Regions from separate parts of the Homo sapiens genome. Here region 2 is linked to region 1. Evidence: chromatin loops called from intact Hi-C (ENCODE). Cell type or tissue: endothelial cell of umbilical vein. All regions are shown on one strand. Links, peaks and the distances in the headings refer to the core of each region. The heading gives the core; the rest is flanking DNA.

Evidence for each region. Hi-C counts contacts between places; a loop is a spot of excess contacts. Peaks named below come from ENCODE experiments on the same cell type or tissue, not always from the same donor. Only the 100,000 strongest peaks of a DNase experiment are listed, where the experiment ranks them.
Region 2: it touches region 1 in a loop (5-fold over the local background); 8 of 110 quality-filtered maps call a loop at or near these places.

What each region holds. Positions count from the first base shown.
Region 1 is chr16:81,401,345-81,405,737 of GRCh38, forward strand. No RefSeq gene overlaps it. Among named protein-coding and RNA genes, the nearest start is that of MIR4720, 19 kb to the left of the region's middle. RefSeq lists an enhancer at 2,404-2,483. In endothelial cell of umbilical vein, for the core only: a CTCF peak has its summit at 2,368 (motif pointing right); a DNase peak (open chromatin) is centred at 2,377; H3K27ac peaks cover 2,432 bases.
Region 2 is chr16:81,509,197-81,513,589 of GRCh38, forward strand. The region is part of intron 1 of CMIP (c-Maf inducing protein); the gene reads left to right. Among named protein-coding and RNA genes, the nearest start is that of MIR7854, 23 kb to the right of the region's middle. RefSeq lists enhancers at 3,657-4,393, 4,195-4,324. In endothelial cell of umbilical vein, for the core only: no CTCF peak of the experiment used is centred there; DNase peaks (open chromatin) are centred at 2,295 and 4,105; H3K27ac peaks cover 3,078 bases.

The DNA of each region.
Region 1 (4,393 bases), core at 67-4,066:
GAGCTCAGTGACCTCTGCTCAACCCCCTATCCTTGCTAGACCCAAATTTCTCCTTTGGACGTATCCCGGGAATCCAGAGCCCCGCAGCCTGTGACTTTAGAAAGAAAGAGGCAGGCTCCTTCTTGGCTCAGTCCTGAGTGGAACTTCCAAAGGCAGGGCTGGGATGACTTCATGTTTGGATTAGGGAATTTCAGAATGGGACAAAGCCCATCTTTATTTCAGAGCCGATGACCTAGGTCTGAGTGGGTGACCTCCCTCCTAACTGATGGGAGATGACATCTAAACTCCCGATGCTGAGTAACAAGCAATGTAGACACCAAGGGCGATGAAGCAGCCATTCAGCATTTCCTGGCACCTGCCAGCTGCCGCCCACTGTCCTGGGCACCCAGGACACCAGCCCTGCGGTGGAGGCTCTGGCCTGGCACTTTACACCTTTGCTTGAACATGAGAACCACCTGGGGAGATTCCACAAACGCCCGTGTTTGGGCTCCACCTGAGACCAATTAGAGGCAGTCCTGCTCTAATTGGTTAATTACAATCAATCTCCCAGGTGGATTTGCAACCAGGGCTGAGAGTACTAGGCTGGTGGATACTAAAACCCCACATTTTTGTTTGGTTGATTTTTTTTTTTTTTTTTTTGAGACAGCCTTGCTCTGTCGCCCAGGCTGGAGTGCAGTAGCACAATCTCCGCTCACTGCAACCTCCACTTCCCAGGTTTAAGCAACTCTCCTGCCTCAGCCTCCCGAGTAGCTGGGATTACAGGCGCCCGCCACCACGCCTGGCTAAGTTTTTGTATTTTTAGTAGAGACAGGGTTTCACCATGTTGTCCAGGCTGGTCTCTAACTCCTGACCTCAGATGACCCGCCCACCTCGGTCTCCCAAAGTGCCAGGATTACAGGTGTGAGCCACCGCGTCTCGCCCCCACATTTGTTGAGAAGTCATCTTGTGCCAGGCTTTAAGGATTTTATTTTATATATATATGTATGTATTTTAATGCTTATTCTTTTCTTTTGAGATAGGGTCTTGCTCTGTCACCCAGGCTGGAGTGCAGTGGCACGATCATGGCTCATTACAGCCTTGACCTCCTGGGCAGCGATCTTCCCCCCTCAGCCCCCTGAGTAGCTGGGACTACAGGTGCATGCAACTGCACCTGGCTAACTTGTAAATTGTTTGTAGAGATGGTCTCACTACGTTGCCCACGCTTGTCTGAAACTCCTGGGCTCAAGGGATCCTCCTACTTTGGCCTCCTAAAGTGCTGAGATTACAGGCGTGAGCCACCACGCCTGGCCAAGAATGTTATATATGTAAGTATTAGTTCCTTTCCTCTTCACATGATCCCTCTGAGGTAAGTGCTGTTATCGTTATCTCTATTTTGCAGAGGAGGAAACTGAGGCATAGCAGGCACAAGTCGGGGATCCCTGTGTGTTAGCCAGGGCCTGCTATAGCTCTGCCAGGAGGGCTGGCAAGGCAAAAGAGAGCACTGGCCTGGGAATCTGGCCCAGCGTTGATCGAGGGCCTTGGACACGGGACTTAATCTTTGCCAGGACTTCAGTTTTCTCATCTGAATAATGGGCTTGATAATAGATTTGGCTGGGTGCAGTGGCTCACACCTGTTATCCCAGCACTTTGGGAGGCTGAGGCGGGCAGATCACTTGAAGTCAGGAGTTTGAGACCAGCCTGGCCAACATGGAGAAACCCCATTTCTACTAAAAATATAAAAATTAGTCGGGTGTGGTTGTGGCTGTCTGTAATCCCAGCTACTCAGGCGGCTGAGGCAGGAGAATCGCTTGAACCGGGGAGGCAGAGTTTGCAGTGAGCCGAGATCATACCATTCCACTCCGGCCCGGGCGACAGGGCAAGACTCTGTCTCAAAAAAAAAAAAAAAAAAAAAAATAGAAGTGAAGATGAAGCTGGGTGATGGAGAATGGGGCATACCATGGCCACTCCAGGGAGAGCTGTTAGCGGGAGTGGTTCTGTGCACCCAAATACTAGCCAATAAATCAATACATAAGCAGGAAGAGTACTTCCAACCATTAAAATAATTTGAATAATATTTGAATAATTTGAATAAATAATATTATTTTAATTGATTATTGTGGGATCAATGAATTCTAAATAAAAAATGCACTAAAAGTCTGTAGTGGGTGATGGGGTGGGGGATTTAGGGGTGCCGACGGGGTAGACCCCTATTGAAAGAGGCACGAAAACTGGGAGATGAAAAGCATAGGCTCGTTTGCCCTGTGTCTTCCTTCTCACGGCAGGGGATCGGCCGGCCACCTTCTCCCTGTGACTTCCTCCCAGTCCCGTCACCAAACCCCTGAGGCCGTCCTGGCATCAGACCGCAGGCCATAAAAGCGTCCAGCAGAGGGCGCCCCAAACCCACGAGGGCCGCGGCGAAGAAGAAGGTAGCGGCCGCTGTCCTCTCCCCTCCCAGGCAGGTCCGGTGCGGAAGGGATCGCTGGACACTGGCGATGGTGGAGAGGCATGGTGGGCCGGGTCCCCCGCACCCTTCATGGCCCTGACTCGGGGCTGCCCATGACCTTCAGCGTCAGAGCTCGGTCTGGTCCATGCCTGCCTTGGGGAAGCTGCGCCGCCTCTGCACCCACCCAGGTCAGGGCCACCTTCCCTCCATTTGCAGCATGAGCAGGTCTGAGGTGGCGGCTCCGGGCTGAACAGCAGGAACTGAGTTCTTTGTCCACATGTGAGGGTGGGCAGCCCATGAACAGTCCACCCAGACACAAGTTACCCTGCCCCCGAGCCGGAATCCAGCCCTGAGACCCCACAGTGCTGCCTCTGAAACAGTGCTGGGACGTCTCTCTGAGCCTGAGCTCAGACTTTGGTGTCCCGCTGCTGAGGCCGGGGTCCCGCCGCTGTGACCGTGGCAAGGGTAAGCCCTTTGTGCACCTGTGCCGTTGCCTGTAAAATGCTGGCAGTAATCACAGTGGAGCTACCCTAGAGGTTTGCTAGGAGGGTTACATGAGCCGTGCCTGGCACGGGCCACAGAGGGTAGGTTGCACATGGCTCTTTTCCCCACTGCCCAGTTATTAATCCAGGTCACAGTTACTTCTTCCCCCAGCCTCACAGAAGATGGGGGCCACTGTAAACCCCACCCCATCCCAGATGAATCAAGCCATCACCATACCCCCCCCCTCCAAATGATCCATGCCACCATAATATGCCCTCTGGATGACTCAGACCACCACTGCCCCCTCCCCAACACACACGTACACCCTGATGGCCCCAGCAGTCTCCTAACTGTCCTCCCTGGCTCCAGCCTTGCCCTGCTCCCTTCCACCATCCACTCTGCAGCCAGACTGATTTTTCTAAAATGCAAATCTGATCACATTACTTCCTACTTAACATCCACCAACAATTTCCCAATAAACTCGGGATGAAATTCAAGCTCCTTAATGTGAGTTCTGAGGCCTTTCCTGATCTGGCTGGGGCCTGGCACTCCAGCCTCATCCCTCTGAGTGACAGCCAGAGCCCAACCATGGGGGGCCCAGGCAGGAACTGTGACACCCCCAAATTCCACTTTTTAAAATTTTATTTTATTTTAAGTTCCGGGATACATGCGCAGAATGTTCAGGTTTATTACATAGGTAAACGTGTGCCATGGTGGTTTCCTGCACTTATCAACCCATCACCTAGGTATTGAGCCCCCCACATGCATTAGCCATTTATCCTGATGCTTTCCCTCACCTCACACCCCGCTGCTGACAGGCCCCAGTGTGTGTTGTTCCCCTCCCTGTGTCCATGTGTTCTCAATGTTCAGCTCCCACTTATAAGCAAGAACACGTAGTATTTGGTTTTCTGTTCCTGTGTTACTTTGCTGAGGATAATGGCTTCCAGCTCCATCCATGTTCCTGCAAAGGACATGATCTCTTTCCTTTTTATGGCTGCATAGTATTCCATGGTGTAAATGTACCACATTTACTTTATCCAGTCTGTCATTGATGGACATTTGGATTGATTCCATGTCTGTGCTATTGTGAATAGTGCTGCAATGAACAAACTCATGTATGAATCTTTATAACAGAATGATTTATATTCCTTTGGGTATATACCCAGCAATCGGATTGCTGGGTCAAATGGTATTTCTGGTTCTAGGTCTTTGAGGAATCGCCACACTGTCTTCCACAACGGTTGAAATAATTTACACTCCCACCAACAGTATAAAAGTGTCCCTATTTCTCCACAGCCTTAAATATTTGCACATTTATCAAACAGGGAAACTACTTTTTATTATTAACATAAAAGGTATTCCTCTCTCTTTGTGAAAACAAGGGCTTTAGAATGTGCATACTGTGAAAGTAACCTGTTAACTTATCAGAAAATGTCTTTTATCTGACATTTTCCTGCCCTCATCAATGGATGACGTTAGTCACATTCC
Region 2 (4,393 bases), core at 180-4,179, 110 kb after region 1:
CCTCAGCTGTCATTGCCCCACAGGGCTCTCTTTAGCTCCATCCTATAGATGCGCAAGCAGGTGCAGAGAGATGTGGCATGGGCAGGACCACCCAGCTGGAGAGCCCACCGGAATGATGCTGATGTGCCCTCAGCCTGCACAGTTCCCTGCCTGTGTGTGTGTCTGGGGGCTTGCTTCCTGTCACCTAGCTCGGCATAACACATTGGTGGGAGTTTGGCTTTGGAGATAGGCACTTGGGTTTGACATTGGGGCTGCCTCCTTCCTGCGTGCACTGCCTCTGGCACCTCTCTGAGCTTCTGGTTTTTTAGCTCTAAAAATGGGAATGACTTTCATGTTGGTGCCTGATGTGCAGGTACTCGGGGGTCATAGTCTGGCTGTCTTTCCCTTCCGCCCACTCTGTCCGCCTCCCTCTGGTCATCCTGAGCAGGTCGAGCCAGGGCGGCCCTAAGCAGAGCCCTACCCTAGGGTTGGGGTCAGGGCTCCAACCCTGGTTTCAGGAATGCTGCCTGGATAACCCAAGGGCATGGTCTGAACAGATGTCTCTTGAGGCCTACCTGCCCCAGCTGCACATCCTTGGGGCTGGGTCTTAACTGGGACCCAGACCCCTCAGCTTGCTGTCTTCCTGTCTCCCTTAACCAGGGAGGAGAGAACAGGTGAGTTTCCTGGTGGGCAGGAGCATGGAAGTGTGATGGATCTGATGCAGTGATTGGCTGGGGGCCCCTTTGTCAGGAGCTCCGGACATCCTGCCCTCACGGAGAAGTCCTGCCCCAAAGGAAGTATGCCTGAATCAGACCTGGCTGGCAAATTGAACCTCATTTTCTGATCAATTTCCATCAGGATTTTAGATGAGGATGCTTTTCCTGTATCTTTAATGGGGCGTTTGGCAAAAGCTCTGCTCACTTTGGCTGTGACTTTGTCTCTTGGGCCTCTATCAAGGTATTGACGACAGTGACGTCAGCATCCTGCTGCGGGGCTGCCACCCTCTTTGTGTTATAGTTCTCAAGGTCTGATCGGGGACGAGGGGGTGCTCGCTCCTCACAGCTGCCCAGGAGCTCCACGGAGCAGGTGTCAGGGCCCTTGTTTCCCTGGGTGTGAGTCGCCCAAGTGGGACCATGATGGCCGCCCTCATCACTTCATCACTGATGTTTTTGCTAATAATAATGATGACAATGTCAATAATGGTAGTGTTATTACCACCTAACATTATTATGTGCTCTCAGCTAAGCACTTGGTTTGGATTAGTTTAATCCTTTGACAGTCTTCTGAGGAAACACTATTGTTAGTAGCCCTGTTTAGGAGGTGAGTAAACTGAGGTTTAGCAAGCAAAGGGACATGCACAAAGTCACACAACCAGCCAGGCACAAAGCCAGGATTTAAGTCCTGGAGGTGCGATTCCAGGTCTTTTCAAAATTACACTTCACTACCACCTTTCTCAGATACTGTGATGGACCAGTCCAAGACCAATGTTTTTTTTTCCTTCATTAAAACAAAAAAAATCACAAATCACAAACCTTTATTTTGTTTTGTTTTGTTTTTTTGGTGAGATAGAGTCTTGTTCTGTCGCCCAGGCTGGAGTGCAGTGGTGAGATCTCAGCTCACTGCAACCTCCACCTCCCAGGTTCAAGCAATTCTCCTGCCTTAGCCTCCTGAGTAGCTGGGACTACAGGTGCATGCCACCTTGCCCACCTAACTTTTATATTTTTAGTAGAGATGGGGTTTCACCATATTGGTCAGTCTGGTCTTGAACTCCTGACCTCAGGTGATCCACCTGATTCGGCCTCCCATAGTGCTGGGATTACAGGCTTGGGCCACAGCTGCCAGCCTAACTTTGGGAAATTTTAAAACATATACTGAGAGCATGGGGGAGTAAAATGAACCCCCATGTACTCATCATCTGCTTCAACAGTTCCCAGCTTATGATGAGTCTTGGGGTGTAGCTGCCTCTGTATGCTTCCCTCTCTCCCAGCCACTGTTTAGATGCAAATCCCTGACATGCTGTTAGTTCATCAGAAATGACTTAAATAGGAATCTCTAAAAAATAAAGTATCTTTTAACAAATAGATATAAATGTAATACCATCCTCATGCCTAAGAAACTAACAATAATTCCTTGATATCAAATGTCCAATGTTCACATTTCCCTAGTTATTTCATTCATGATTTTTACTATTGGTTTGCTCATTTAAGATTCCGGACGTGGTCTACACCCTGTATTTGCTTACTGAAGGTTTTACAATCTCTTTAAGTTAGTCATCTGCCCTGTAGAATTTTCCATATTCTGAGTTTTGCTGATTGCTTCCTCATGGTGTCATTTAACACATTCCTCTGTTCCCTGTATTTCCTGTAGATTTCCTGCATACCTTGTGAATTCCTAGTTTGTTTTTACACAAGGTCTCACTCTGTTGCTCAGGCTGGAGTACAGTTGCATGATCGTGGCTCACTGCAGCTTCAACTTCCCAGGCTCAGATGATCCTCCCACCTCAGCCTTCCTGGTAGCTGGGACTACAGGTGTGCACCACCACGCCTGCCTAATTTTTTGTATGTTTTGTAGAGATGGCGTTTCACCATGTTGCCCAGGCTGGTCTCGAACTCCTGGGCTCAAGTGATCTGCCCACCTCTACCTCTCAAAGTGCTAGGATTACACGTGTGAGCCACTGCACCTGGCCTCTAGTTAGTTTTAGACCTGTGCTGTCCAATACCACGGCCACCAGCCACACATGGTCGCTGAGCACTTGAAATGAGGTCCTCATTGAGATGTGCTCTAAGTGTAAAACGCACACTGGATTTTGAAGACTTAGTATGAAAAAAAATATACAGTATCTCACTACTCATTTTTTGTATTGATTATATGTTGAAGTGATAATATATTTGATATATTGGGTTAAAATATATTATTAACATTGATTTCACCTGTTTTACTTTTTTAAAATGTGGCTACTAGAATATTTAGTTTTAAACATGTGGCTTGCATTGTATTTCTATTGGAGAGCACTGATCTAGAGATTTGGTTGATTTGGATTAAAATTTTCGGCATGATTCCTCTCTAGGTAGGTGTTTCTGTGCACTTCCAGTTGCCTCACTCCAGGGTCCCTCATGCCTTGGTGGGGGTCTTTCTTGCTGTGGTTGATGGGCAGGTTCTGGTGCTGGCTGCCTGATCTATCCATCACCACCCCCATCACCTTTCCTGCTCATGTTCCAGTGGGCACCAGCAATCACTGCTCAGGTGCATTATTTCATTAGAGATTGCAAAGGGCAGGTGTTTTAGCTCTACCTTTCCTTCCTCATTTGTCAGATGGGATCATCCGAAGAAGGGCTTCACTTCATCAGCTACATGGTTGTTGCAATGTTTAGTGTGTACAGGAAAGGCAGCAGAAATGCTTCACTCTTCCCCTTTGTATCAAGTTTAGAGTAATAAACTGATTTTGTAGCATCTTCCAAAGGTTTTTTTTTAAATATCAACATGAATTCATGGATTTAAATTTATATTTGATGAATTTCTTTTTTATTAATAAAATTAATTGGCCACAAAATAATTATAATTAAAATAATAATTTTTTTTGAGACAGAGTCTTACTCTGTCACCCAGGCTGGAGTGCAGTGGCATGATCTCAGCTCACTGCAACCTCTGCTTCCTGGGTTCAAGCAATTCTCCTGCCTCAGCCTCCCAAGTAGCTGGGATTACAGGCACGCACCACCACACCCAGCTAATTTTTGCATTTTTAGTAGAAATGGGGTTTCTCCATGTTGCCCAAGCTGGTCTCAAACTCTTGGTCTCAAGCAATCCGCCCTCCTCAGCGTCCCAAAGTGCTGGGATTACAGGCGTGAGCCACCATGTCCGGCTTATTTGATGAATTTCAATTCCTTGCAGTTACTATTCTTTTGGATGCTCCGGTTGGCCCATTTTTGGCTGGTGGGAGCTTTTGAGTTTTGATTTTGATCCCTTGCCCTCTGGTAAACCTCTGAGTTCTTTCCTCTTCTTGGTAGGTTGGAAGATTCTCCCCCTAGATCGAGTTTTCGTAGAGCGGGGCCTGCCTGCATCCGTTGCTGCTCACCAGACCCAGAGTGTGGGGCTTCCTGCCAGCAGGCTATTCAGAGGAGCCGCCTTTCTCTTGGGCCTGGTTGCCAAGGTCCCAGCAAGAGGCTGGAGTTGAGGAGACAGCCAGCGCGGCTGGCCTGGGCCCCACGCATAGTAGGTGTTCCGGAAACGGCTGTTGAGTGAATGACAGGACTGCAAGCTGATCTGCCATACCACCTGGCTGGAGTGGGCTCCTTTCCACCCCGGGATTCTCCAGGAGGCCAGTTTGCAAATAGAGCTGGCCTTTGTTTCTCTGCCGTGTCGGGGACACCTTCCTGGGGCTGAGCCGGCGTGGAGCTGGGATTGTACCTCCAGCTTG